Regions from separate parts of the Homo sapiens genome. Here all the other regions are linked to region 3. A link is a contact called in ENCODE Hi-C or POLR2A ChIA-PET data. All regions are on one chromosome and are shown on one strand. Each heading gives the region's core, a stretch centred on a gene start or an enhancer-like site at or near the end of the contact. The rest is flanking DNA. Distances are from core to core; before and after follow the strand shown. Region 1 overlaps FOXP1 (forkhead box P1). Region 2 overlaps FOXP1 (forkhead box P1). Region 3 overlaps FOXP1 (forkhead box P1).

The links. Hi-C counts contacts between places; a loop is a spot of excess contacts on that map. ChIA-PET counts read pairs that join two places held with the same protein, here RNA polymerase II (POLR2A). Pooled maps may share reads with other maps.
Region 1: a loop to region 3 is called in a map with no recorded cell type, with 6 times the contacts of the local background. The contact joins two enhancer-like sites. A Hi-C loop is called at or near these places in 2 of 168 maps with a recorded cell type or tissue (both naive thymus-derived CD4-positive, alpha-beta T cell), 8 of 37 single-sample maps with no recorded cell type and 13 of 50 pooled maps. POLR2A ChIA-PET finds 5 or more read pairs at or near these places in 2 of 52 experiments (B cell and naive thymus-derived CD4-positive, alpha-beta T cell).
Region 2: a loop to region 3 is called in a map of B cell, with 3 times the contacts of the local background. The contact joins two enhancer-like sites. A Hi-C loop is called at or near these places in 2 of 168 maps with a recorded cell type or tissue (B cell and PC-3), 11 of 37 single-sample maps with no recorded cell type and 11 of 50 pooled maps. POLR2A ChIA-PET finds 5 or more read pairs at or near these places in 5 of 52 experiments (T-cell, activated B cell, activated CD4-positive, alpha-beta T cell and 2 more).

Annotation. Positions count from the first base shown.
Region 1 is chr3:71,005,541-71,009,092 of GRCh38, reverse strand. All of the region lies in intron 12 of FOXP1 (forkhead box P1), which reads left to right. Among named protein-coding and RNA genes, the nearest start is that of FOXP1-AS1, 280 kb to the left of the region's middle. Within about 2 kb of position 1,617, at least 6 of the 41 ENCODE cell types and tissues checked have a DNase peak (open chromatin) inside an H3K27ac peak, as active enhancers do; they include B cell, where a contact is called at or near this core.
Region 2 is chr3:71,088,976-71,092,608 of GRCh38, reverse strand. All of the region lies in intron 7 of FOXP1 (forkhead box P1), which reads left to right. Among named protein-coding and RNA genes, the nearest start is that of FOXP1-AS1, 200 kb to the left of the region's middle. Within about 2 kb of position 2,233, at least 2 of the 41 ENCODE cell types and tissues checked have a DNase peak (open chromatin) inside an H3K27ac peak, as active enhancers do; they include B cell, where a contact is called at or near this core.
Region 3 is chr3:71,442,527-71,446,176 of GRCh38, reverse strand. All of the region lies in intron 3 of FOXP1 (forkhead box P1), which reads left to right. Among named protein-coding and RNA genes, the nearest start is that of MIR1284, 98 kb to the left of the region's middle. RefSeq lists enhancers at 1,672-1,811, 2,202-2,311. Within about 2 kb of position 2,041, at least 27 of the 41 ENCODE cell types and tissues checked have a DNase peak (open chromatin) inside an H3K27ac peak, as active enhancers do; they include B cell, where a contact is called at or near this core.

The DNA of each region.
Region 1 (3,552 bases), core at 368-2,867, 440 kb after region 3:
CAGTTTTTAGGGTTCAGACTAAGGGAGAGGAAGTGACTTTGCCAGGTAACAGCTTTCTGGTCTTCTGCAGCTCCAGATTAATAAGCTGTAACTGTTACAGAGGCCAAGCTTGGTTCTTCAGGATAAAAATCCCATCTGTCAATACTGTGCCACTGTTAACAGAGAGAGGGGTTCAGAAAAAAGAGAGGTGGGGGGGACTCACAGGTCTAAAACTGAAGCATATTTTTTTTTCCCTCCTGAGGAAGAAATATCATAACTGTTGGTAAATCAAAACCAGAGATTTGACACTTTTCTGTGATCATTCTGCAGCATTTGTTCCCAAGGTGAGGTATACCACAGGGCCCTTGATTTCAAAGATAAATACTGTACAAATAACCATCCTGTTGTCTTTCCCTCACCGCCAACAGAGGGACGCTTTATCAGAATCAGCAGATACCCAGTCTATTGTATGCATTTATTTCCCTGTTTCTTCTGAAAACAACTTGCAGTTTTAGTGTTGATTTTTTTTTAATCTATCAACCATGAGTTATCATGTGACTGTTGCATTTGTTAGTGCTAACTGATAGCAGCAGGTGCTCCTGCTAACTCTAATGAAATCGTCCAGCCCTGCATTGCTTGGCATCCTCCGATAACAGAAAAACAAAAACAAGTCCCGTATCATCCAGAGTGGTGTGAAGCTCATCGGCGTTCTTCCATCTTCTCCCCACTTGAGTCCTTTCTTTTTTCTTCTTTTCAAACCAGGTGAAAGACACAATCTTCACTAGTAAAAACGTGGATTTGTAATTCTTCCCTTTCCTCCCCCTCCCTTTTTTTAATGCTCATGTAATGCATTGGCAAAATGAGGAGTAGATTTGAAGGTTAAATCCTGACCACATTTCCCTGTTTTTAACTTAGAAGGTAAAATCAAATGCAGGCCCATAGTTTCACAAACACCAGGTACTCTTATGTGCTTGGGGGAAAATGTTTCCATTTCTCCTAGTTTTTCTTTTAAGTGACCACTTGTATAACGTCTACTAAAAGTATCATTTGTATCCTTGCTTAGTATCCTATTTGAAAAGAATTTTTTTTCTTTTGGTGATTTCTCAGGGAGAAAAACTTCATGCAGAACAAAACAAAAATTCCCTTGCTTGTTAGATGTATGTAATTTATGAAAGCCAAAATAAACTGTATATGTGCTGTAATGGAAGACAGAGAAATGTTGAAGAAAATGCCCAGAAATGGAACTTTGACCCTTCCCGAAAGGTCGAGGGCTGTAGACAGTAGAGGACATTTCATTGGTAACTTGCTTTTTAAAATTTTTTTCTGTGAATTTTACTTTTCAAAACTGTGAAGAGTTTTGTGTGAAAGAAACTACTAAGTGTGCTCTGTAATGTTTTCACAAGTGTTTTTATCATGGTAACATCTTGTTTACTTTAGTTCCCTGCCTAAAACTACTTGGAACATGTTAAGAAAACACTTCAAGAAAGCCTCGACAAAGAGGCTTTTGTTTAACAGCCACCATGAGGCAGCGTGGATCACAAAGGTGTTAACTTTCAGCCCCTTAAGCACTTCCACATGAAATTCCAGCAACTATGTTTGTGGTTTTGGAAAAACAAAGTGTATGTTAAAGAAACCAGGTATATGCTAATACATGTCGAAGGAGGCCGGATATCATAAATTGTTTCAAACCCATTTGTGGCTCTCGGCTTGCACGCCTGAATGTTCTGCAGTGAAATTACCTCTAGTTAGTGTAGGAGACTTCAGCCATGTAGAGGGAATAGCTGTCTATAATTGTGGATGTATGCAAATCAAATTCCAGCCTCACAATTTAAATCTCGAGAAGATGAGGATGAAAATTTTCCCCATCAGATCTGAGGTGACAAGTCTTTGAGTATTGCAAAATGAGCTGTATATTTTTATGAATTTGACTTTTCTACTTATCATGCATTTTTTATTGGTTTTAGAAAAATAAAAATAGGGTGTTACCAAAAAAAATTTTTTCCCCCTTTTAATGTCTTTTTTAACCTTTCTGACATTGCTTAGGAGTTCAAGACCTTTCTTAGTACTCGAAGAGGTCAAAGTGGCCTAAATACCACAGTGCCCTCTAGTGATATATAGAATATTAGATAGAAAAGTTTAGACAAGTTTGCCAAAGATAACAGGCCCAGTGCCACCTCTTTGCTCAAAAGGAAGCAAATAACATTTGAACGCATTTTTTTTCAACAAACAGATTTTAGTTAGAAATGCAAATTAAATTTAAATTTTTCTTGTAGGCTTTGAAAACATTGGAAAATTTTTTGAATGTCTACTTATGCAATTAATTCTACATATAACTGCATATGTGCATGCGGTACATCTATATCACTGTAGATGCATTGTTGAGTGTTCTTATATTTTAAGAGCCATTAGTTAGCTTAGGTATTTCATGTGATCATTTCCGGCATGTAATTAGAAGGCATTACTTAAAAGACAGGGATCATCTTTGCTCCATACTTTTATTGACACTGTCTACCATATTATGGCCATGTCTAAATGGTAAAATTTATTATTAGCAATAGTGTCACAAAAGTCTGAGACAGCGATTTTCCTTTCAATAAAAGTAGTTAAAAACCTTTTAGAAAATCCATAATTTTGATTGCTGGTACTTCATAAACGTATAACTGGTACTTTTTAGCTGTCTCTTTAGGGAAAAATGAGTTTTATCACCTGCGGTACCTGGGTTAATGAAATTGTGTGTTGGAATTTAGCCAGGATGAAAGATGAGATCATTCCAAGACACTAATATTGGCAACAGGTCTCATAAAAAGCTCTGACTCTTGAGTGAAGTATCATTAGATTTTTTTATTATTATTATTTTATTTAAATTGAGAGATTAAGTTAGTTGTCATTTTCAAAGCTTCTGTACTAGCGAGATTCTCATTTGGCATTACGTTCAAAACCCAGTGACCTAAAAACCTGTACGGAGCCAAGAGAAACAGAGAAGTGTCCATCAGTGCCTAGTACAAGAATTTCCTTGCTTCAAATTTCAACTCCAGTTCCTGTTCAGCCCTTTACAAATCACGACTCTCAGCTCAAATTTGAAATAATGCTGCCTTTTTCCCCCGTGTTCCTCCTGTGTTTGATTGTTTGTGGATATTAGCTGTCCAGGAAATCCCATACTTACAGATATAAATCCAGAATGATCTTGTTTTTCCGCAGCCAGCCCAGGATGTATTAGACAGTTATGATGATTTGTTAATTTTTGTGACCTGTATTTATTTTATGTGTGCTGTATACTTCGAGGCTGGAATCAGCTGTTGAAATGCTCTCCGTCTCTCACAGGCAGAAAGGAAGCGCTCTACTTTTCCTTTTCTGCTTTGGATTTTCTTGCTTTATTTTTGGAAGGTTTTTTAAATCTCTTCACGTCTGCTTTTTATGCGCTTCTTCCATATGGTGATAAACAAGAGGTACATTGTGTTTGATAGACTTAAACTCAATCCTATCAAGGGTGGGTCTTTGGAGATGCATGAACAGGGTCACATTCTTTCCAAATGTGTTTTCCATCCATGATGTGTCTTGACTGTGTAATTCTAT
Region 2 (3,633 bases), core at 984-3,483, 350 kb after region 3:
AAATACCCTACTTACCAAAAAAGCTTAAATCATTTCCTCTGAAAGTTTCCTTCCATCTAAGGTTTGCTTCGGTTCCACAGACCAGCCTCCTCCTGTCCTCAATCTGAGGGGGAGGAACGTGACCTTCAGTTTCCGCTGATACTGATTTTAGGGTCCCACAAGGGTCTCTGTACTTGCCCTCCCTCTTAGAGACACAGACTGGCACATCCTGGTTTTCTTTTTTTTCTTTTTTTGAGATGGAGCCTCCTTCTGTCACCCAGGCTGGAGTGCAGTGATGCCATCTTGCTCACTGCAACCTCCTCCCTAACTCACCAGGTTCAAGCGATTCTCCTGCCTCAGCCTCCCGAGTAGCTGGGATTACAGGCGTGCACCACCATGCCCAGCTAATTTTGTTTTTTTTTGTTTTTTGTTTTTTTTCTGAGACAGAGTCTCTCACTCTGTCGCCCAGGCTGGAGTGCAGTGGTGCGATCTCAGCTCACTACAACCTCCACCTCCTGGGTTCAAGCGATTCTTCTGCCTCAGCCTCCCAAGTAGCTGGGACTACAGGCGTGTGCCACCATGCCCGGCTAATTTTTGTATTTTTAGTAGAGACGGGGTTTCACCATGTTGGCCAGGCTGGTCTCAAACTCCTGACCTCAAGTGATCTGCCTGCCTCGGCCTCCCAAAGTGCTGGAATTACAGGCGTGAGTCATGGCACTCAGCCTACATCGTGATTTTCCTGTTGGCTTTTGTAAAAGCCAGATCCTTGAACTTTGTTTCTTATTTCCAAATGTTGATTACAGTTGTGTTTCTCATACCTCTCTCCCAGCTGTGAAGTTTATTGGTCTTTGTTTTATTAATAATTCTATAATTGAGAATTATATTTTATTTTAGACTCATAATGTCATAGCATTACATTCATTGGTTGAATATGTTAACTGGTTAGGAAAAAGCTTGGGGTTACCCTTAATCTTGAGCTTGAGATATTGATGAGACAATTAAGCTTAATTTGGTAACTCTTTGGAGTAGATAGACCCAAATTCTAAAAACCATCATTTACCATCTCTGGGACCTTGTCCAAGTAAAGCTCAGTTTTTTTTTTGTTTGTTTGTTTTGTTTTGTTTTGTTTTGTTTTGTTTTGAGACGGAGTCTTGCTCTGTCACCCAGGCTGGCATGCAGTGGTGCGATCTCGGCTCACTACAACCTCCGCCTCCCGGGTTCAAGCACTTCTGCCTCAGCCTCCCAAGTAGCTGGGATTACTGGCATGTGCCACCATGCCCAGCTCATTTTATTTGTATTTTTAGTAGAGACGGGGTTTCTTCATGTTGGTCAGGCTGGTCTCGAACTCCTGACCTCAGGTGATCCACCCACCTTGGCCTCCCAAAGTGCTGGGGTTACAGACGTGAGCCACCGTGCCTGGGCTAAAGCTCACTTTTGAGCTTCTATAAAGTAGAAATGTCTACCCAGCAGATTAATTCAGAGGATTAATTTAAGAATACACACACACACACACACACACACACACACACACAGAATCTGGCACCTGTAGCTCAAAATGTTACCTGCCCTTCTTATAGCTGTTGTTCTGATCATTATATTATGATGATGTTGGTTTGGGTTATTACTTGTGAGATCCTACAGTGGTCTGGACACACAAAAAATTGAATTTTATATAATACTGAGGCTTTCTGATGGTAGTAGATGGGCAGAGAGTGGCAGTTGTCAACCCCCTATGCATTTCAGAGCGAAGTGCATTTAGAATGGCCATACCTATGTTATCATATACCTATGTTATCGTCTCTGAATCTTTGATATATGCCAGATGGGTTGCAAATTCTACAGTGAATTGTTCACTTCTGTAGGTCTTCTGTGCAGGACCCTAGCTCTCCTGTAATGGCAGTGCAACTGCTGAGAAGAAAAGACAGAGTGCAATGATCATGCTTCCCCACTCTGACCCCCTCCTAGTTCTTCCCTGCACTCTTAAGGAGGCAGTTGCACAGTTATTTTTTATTTGACATTATAGTTACATATATGCAAAGAAGATCAGGGAGTATGCTCATTTTATTGTGTCTTGATGTGTTGGGAAGGGAAGCATGGATTATAAAATTATCTTTTCATCAAGCCTTCTAGTTAGAGTTGACTTGCTTCTCCTGGGGACTGAGTAATTTGTTACTCTTCATTGCCCTGTTACTTTTTCCCCCCAAGGGTGGTTCTCCTCACACCTGCAGGAGACTTGTTCTTTCACTTCTGTATTATCACATTACATACTGCACTTATGAAAAACGGGGCAAATGTTTTCTAACAGCCATCGTGACAACTCTGTTACAAACAGGGAGGTACTGTTTAGTTGAAAAACATGGGAATATCCAAGAAAAATGTGAAAGAAGCTTAGAAAATGAAATTTCTTGAAAATAGGAATCGAGAGATTTGTTTTATGATGGGAGCAAGGTTGAAGAAAGTAAGGAATTGATTCCCCATTAGAGATTGCAAACTGATGGCCCGCAGGCTAGATACTGTTTTGTTTATGCACACAACATTTAACCTTTTTTTGGTTCGAACTTTTTGAAGGCTTTCTTTTTCTTTGCAAAGATTTAAAAAATCTGGAGATTTCCCATGAAAATCTCATTTTCTGTCATCTCCTAAAAAAGAAAAAAATCAGAAGTTCAAGCAATATACATAGCACCAGTTATCTGGAGCAGAGAAATGCTGCCCATTCCCACTTTGCCATGGACTTCAACTCATTTCAGTAGCCTGCCTGTCTGCTGTCTATCCCTCTTCTAAGTGGCTCAAGGTTTCATGAACAGATTCACCTCAGAGTCTCAAAGGCAACAGCACGCTATAGTGGCCCAGCTAGAGCCCAGGCATTTTGGAATTCTTGATTTCTTTGTATCTTTGTACCCTGATTATAGACTGATGTCTTTTTAAACTGGCTGCCTTGTGAAAATTAGAGTTCCTCTTTCTTAACTAGGACTGTGGGTAGTAGTGATCCCCATGTGGCAAGGATGGGGCAGGGAAGAGTGTTCCTGCAGGAAGAAAGTGTGTGCAAGCCAGATGACATGCAACTGCCCTCATGATCAGATTTGGATAACTCTGTTATTTACTCCAAACCTTAGTGTCTTACAGTTTAAACATTTATTCTTTTACACACTTTCTGTGAGTCAGAGATAGGGGAGTGGCTTAGCTGGGTGGTTCAGGCTCATAGCATCTCATGAGATTGCAGTCAAAATGTGAGGCTGGGGCATGATTGGGGCTAGGGGAGCCGCTTCCAAGATGGCTCGCTCACATGGCTGTCAGCAGGAGGCCTCAAGTTCTCAGGCTGTGGACCTCTCCATAGTGTGACTTCAGTGCCCTTGTGATGTGGCAGCTGGCTTTTCCCAGAGTGATCCAAGTTGTGACCTAGCCTTGGAAATCACATACCATTACTTCTGCCATATTTATTGGTCACAGAGACCGGCCCTGACATGGTGTTGGAAGGTACTATCCAAGGCATGAATACCAAATGGTGAGAATCTTTGGGGCTTGTTTCGGAGGTTGGGTGCCACTGATTCCAACCTCCTCATTAGCCCTATTTAGAATCAGAGTAAGAGCAAGTCAGTGTAATTGTTTATAAAGTGTCATATCCTTCAGCTATGTTGGATGGAAGAAAGGTCAAAA
Region 3 (3,650 bases), core at 792-3,291:
CATTTCTCCATGAGGCCCAGGCTTCTCAGAGAAGGGCAAGAACTGTCTTCTGCTTTGGCCATCGTGATGACACATTGAATGCCTGAATTCATTCACTCACTCACTCACTCACTCACTCACTCACTCACTCACTCACTCACCTATGAGTTGTTTTCAATAGATACTTGTATGTGTTAAAAGACACACATAGGCCGGGCACGGTGGCTCACACCTGTAATTCCCAGCACTTTGGGAGGCCAAGGTGGGCGGATCACCTGACGGCAGGAGTTTGAGACCAGACTGGCCAATATGGTGAAACCCCATCTCTACTAAAAATACAAAATTAGCTGGGGTTGGGTCACGTGCCTGTAATCCGCAGCTACTTGGGAGGCCGAGGCAGGAGAATCACTTGAACCCAGGAGGCGGGGGTTGCAGTGAGCTGAGATTGCGCCACTGCACTCCAGCCTGGGCAACAAGAGTGAAACTCCATCTCAAAAAAAAAAAAAAAGGTATAAATATCTATTGATAGATATTTATATCTATTATTAATATGCCAGGCATTGTTAATTTCAATACTGTGTAAAAACAGACTTGGGGCATACATAACACAGAAACAAATGGGAAATTTGAATTATAGGGAATTCAACAAAGAAAGGCCCTTTATATAGGGCAAATTGACTTGGTTGAAAGCCATGGAGTTCATACTACCTTAGAATCTTAGAACTTCTTGAGAAGCTCTGGACAGAGCTCATTTTTATTTTCCAGAACCTTTGGGAGGCAGTATATTCCATGGTTAAAATGTGGACTTCAGCATCAGCCCCATTCCGGTTCAGGCAAAACACTGCTGAGCTGCCATTTACATTGCTGGAGATGTGTGTGGCACTCGTTTCAGTTGTGCAGTACACCTCCTTCCCAGCTGTTCACAGCAGCCCTGATTTAGGCAAAACTGAGTTTGAATTCCTGCTTTTGCCACTTACGGTTTGTGAAGCAGCCTGTGTTTCTGTAGCCCTCCCACACTTGGCCTCCTCATTGGTAAAATGGGGGTTATGGCTCTTCCCTCACAGGTACCATGGAGAACACTAAGGACTAAAGGTATGTTGAAGCTATTTATGTCATGCCTGCCACGTGGTCTGCACTCCAGAAGTACTTGCTATTGCTGTTATTGAAATGAAAGATCTCCCTTGCACATCTTCCCCTGCCCGGCCACATTGTGCACTTTGAAAAGGATATCCTTCACATTCGTTTTCCAGAAAATTGAGGTCACTGACTTATTTCCTTCTTGAACCCTCTACCCTCCAGTCCCCATGGCCATCCCCACTCCCCCCAATCCCTTGGGTTAAGTCACAGCAGAGGCATGTACAGAGCATCCCTCGCAAACATCAGTTGCCTTTCTGTCTGCAGCAGGCCTGTTTGATTTTGGCTTCTTATCTGATGTAGGGAAGAAGCCGCACTCCTCTGAGCCTTGGGTAGGCCAGTTGTGGGCTGGCCCGTAATAATACAATTATGAAGGTTAACAGGAAAAAGTGGGGTCCAGGAGCAATTCCAGGCAGCTGGCAGGCCTGCTGAATTGGAAGCGCCCCACCAATGAAAACTGCAGCAAGAAGCAAATTAAACCTCCTATCTGCCATCTCACTCTCTTTTCTCCCCTTTCCTGTTTGGACTTGAAAGGCGATTGGAGCCAGGGCCCTGACAGTTGACGGAAGTGCTGCAAGGAGAGAGTATTTATTTACAGTGAGTCGTGGTGATGCTTGTTCAGGATGCGGTTTCTTGCAGGAAGTTCTGTCCCCACCCCCGGGTTTGATCATTTCTCCAAAAAAAAAAAAAAAATCCTTGATTGTTTGAGGCCTCCTCTCTGACTTGGAGCAACATTGTAGAACCTGTCTGTACTTGGAGGGTTTGCTGAGTGCACCTTTGTAGGAGGGCCTGGAGTGGGACGAGAGGCAGCCAGTGGGCCTGGCTCCCTCCAGATGTGTTCAGGCGCAGCAAAAATCATTAGGCATTGAAAATAGGGAAGTAGGCCGAGTACACGTGTGGTAAGCTGTGGTTGGCGCAGGCCAGTCTGTTCGTTAACAGAAACCAGTGCCAATTGACGTTGATGTACTAGGCGTTTGAGAGAGAAATCACTTTGAGGCAAAGTCAGTAGCTATAGTGCATAGGGAGTGAGTATTTAGGTAGAAACCAGTTGGGCTGGGGCTGGCTGGTGAAGCCCCTCTGAAGGAGGCTGAGTGCCAAGCTGCTGGTCCAAAATGTGGGGTGCTTTTTGCCTTTGGGGGTCTCATAGAATATTGGGAGAGAAGGGTAAAAGGGGAAATAGTATTCTGTTGAAGAGGTTATTTTGGTATATTCTTGGATCATCATAAGGCCACCCTACAATACTATAGAATTTTCTCATCAGCTGAGAAATAGCCTCCATTCTTTATTTAAAAGTATATACAAGTGAGAAAAAAATGACAAAAGGATACAAAATGAGACTCAGCTCCCTTCTTTAGTTTCAGAAATCCCTAGAGCAGGTCACTTGGCAGCTTGCTAGGGATGCAGGTTCTGGGGCCCTGTTGGAGGGAGAGTGGCAGAATCAGAAAATCTGGCATGAGGGCTGGCAGTCTGTGTTTTAACCAGCCCTATAGGCGATTCTGATGGTCATGACTGTTGAGAAGCATGGAGAGAAGGCAGTGGCTTTCCAACTCGAGTGTGCATCAGGGTCACCTGGAGGGCTTGTTAGACCGACAGACGTGAACCCAGAGTTACGGTTAGATAGGCGGAATACGTGCCCATGTCCTGTTCACAGTAGGGCGACTGTCATTAACAATAAAGTATTGTATATTTCAAAAGAGCTAGAAGAAAGTATTTTGAATGTTCTCATTACAAAGAAATGATGAATGTTCGAGGTGATGGATAAGCTAATTACTCTGATTTTATCATGACACCAAATATACATGTATCAAAACATCACACAGTACCCCATGAATACATACAATTATTGTGTGTCAGTTAAAAACAAAATAAGGGCCGGGCGTGGTGGCTCACGCCTGTGATTCCAGCACTTTGGGAGGCCGAGGCGGGTGGATCACCTGAGGTCAGGAGTTCAAGACCAGTCTGGCCAATATGGTGAAACCCCATCTCTACCAGAAATACAAAAAAATTAGCCAGGTGTGGTGGTACATGCCTGTAATCCCAACTACTCAGGAGGCTGAGGAAGGAGAACCTCTTGAACCCAGGAGGCAGAGGTTGCAGTTAGCTGAGATCGCGCCACTGCACTCCAGCCCAGCCTGGGTGACAGAGCGAGACTATGTCTCAAAAAAATAAAAAAAAAATAAAAAAAGATTTAAATAAAAACTGCAGGTGCTGGAGCCCCACCCTCAGAGATTCAGATTAAGTCCCAAGTGGGGCCTGACAATCTGCATGCTTTCATTTTTTTGAGCAGGCAACTCCGCCTGCAATCCCCTTCTCCCTGGTTTTCCTGATGGAGCAGGCCTGGGCTTTTGACAAATCCAGACGTGGGAGTGACTGTGATTGTTGTCAAAAAAACAAAAACAAAAGAAAAAACCAAGACCATGGAATGGAGGAAGCTTCTCTGTGGCATTATTACTGGGGCCGCGGCTAGTTTGGTGCAGGATGATACTGACGACAGAGAGGACCTCCGTGCCCATGTAGCTTTCTCCAGACATCCCAGC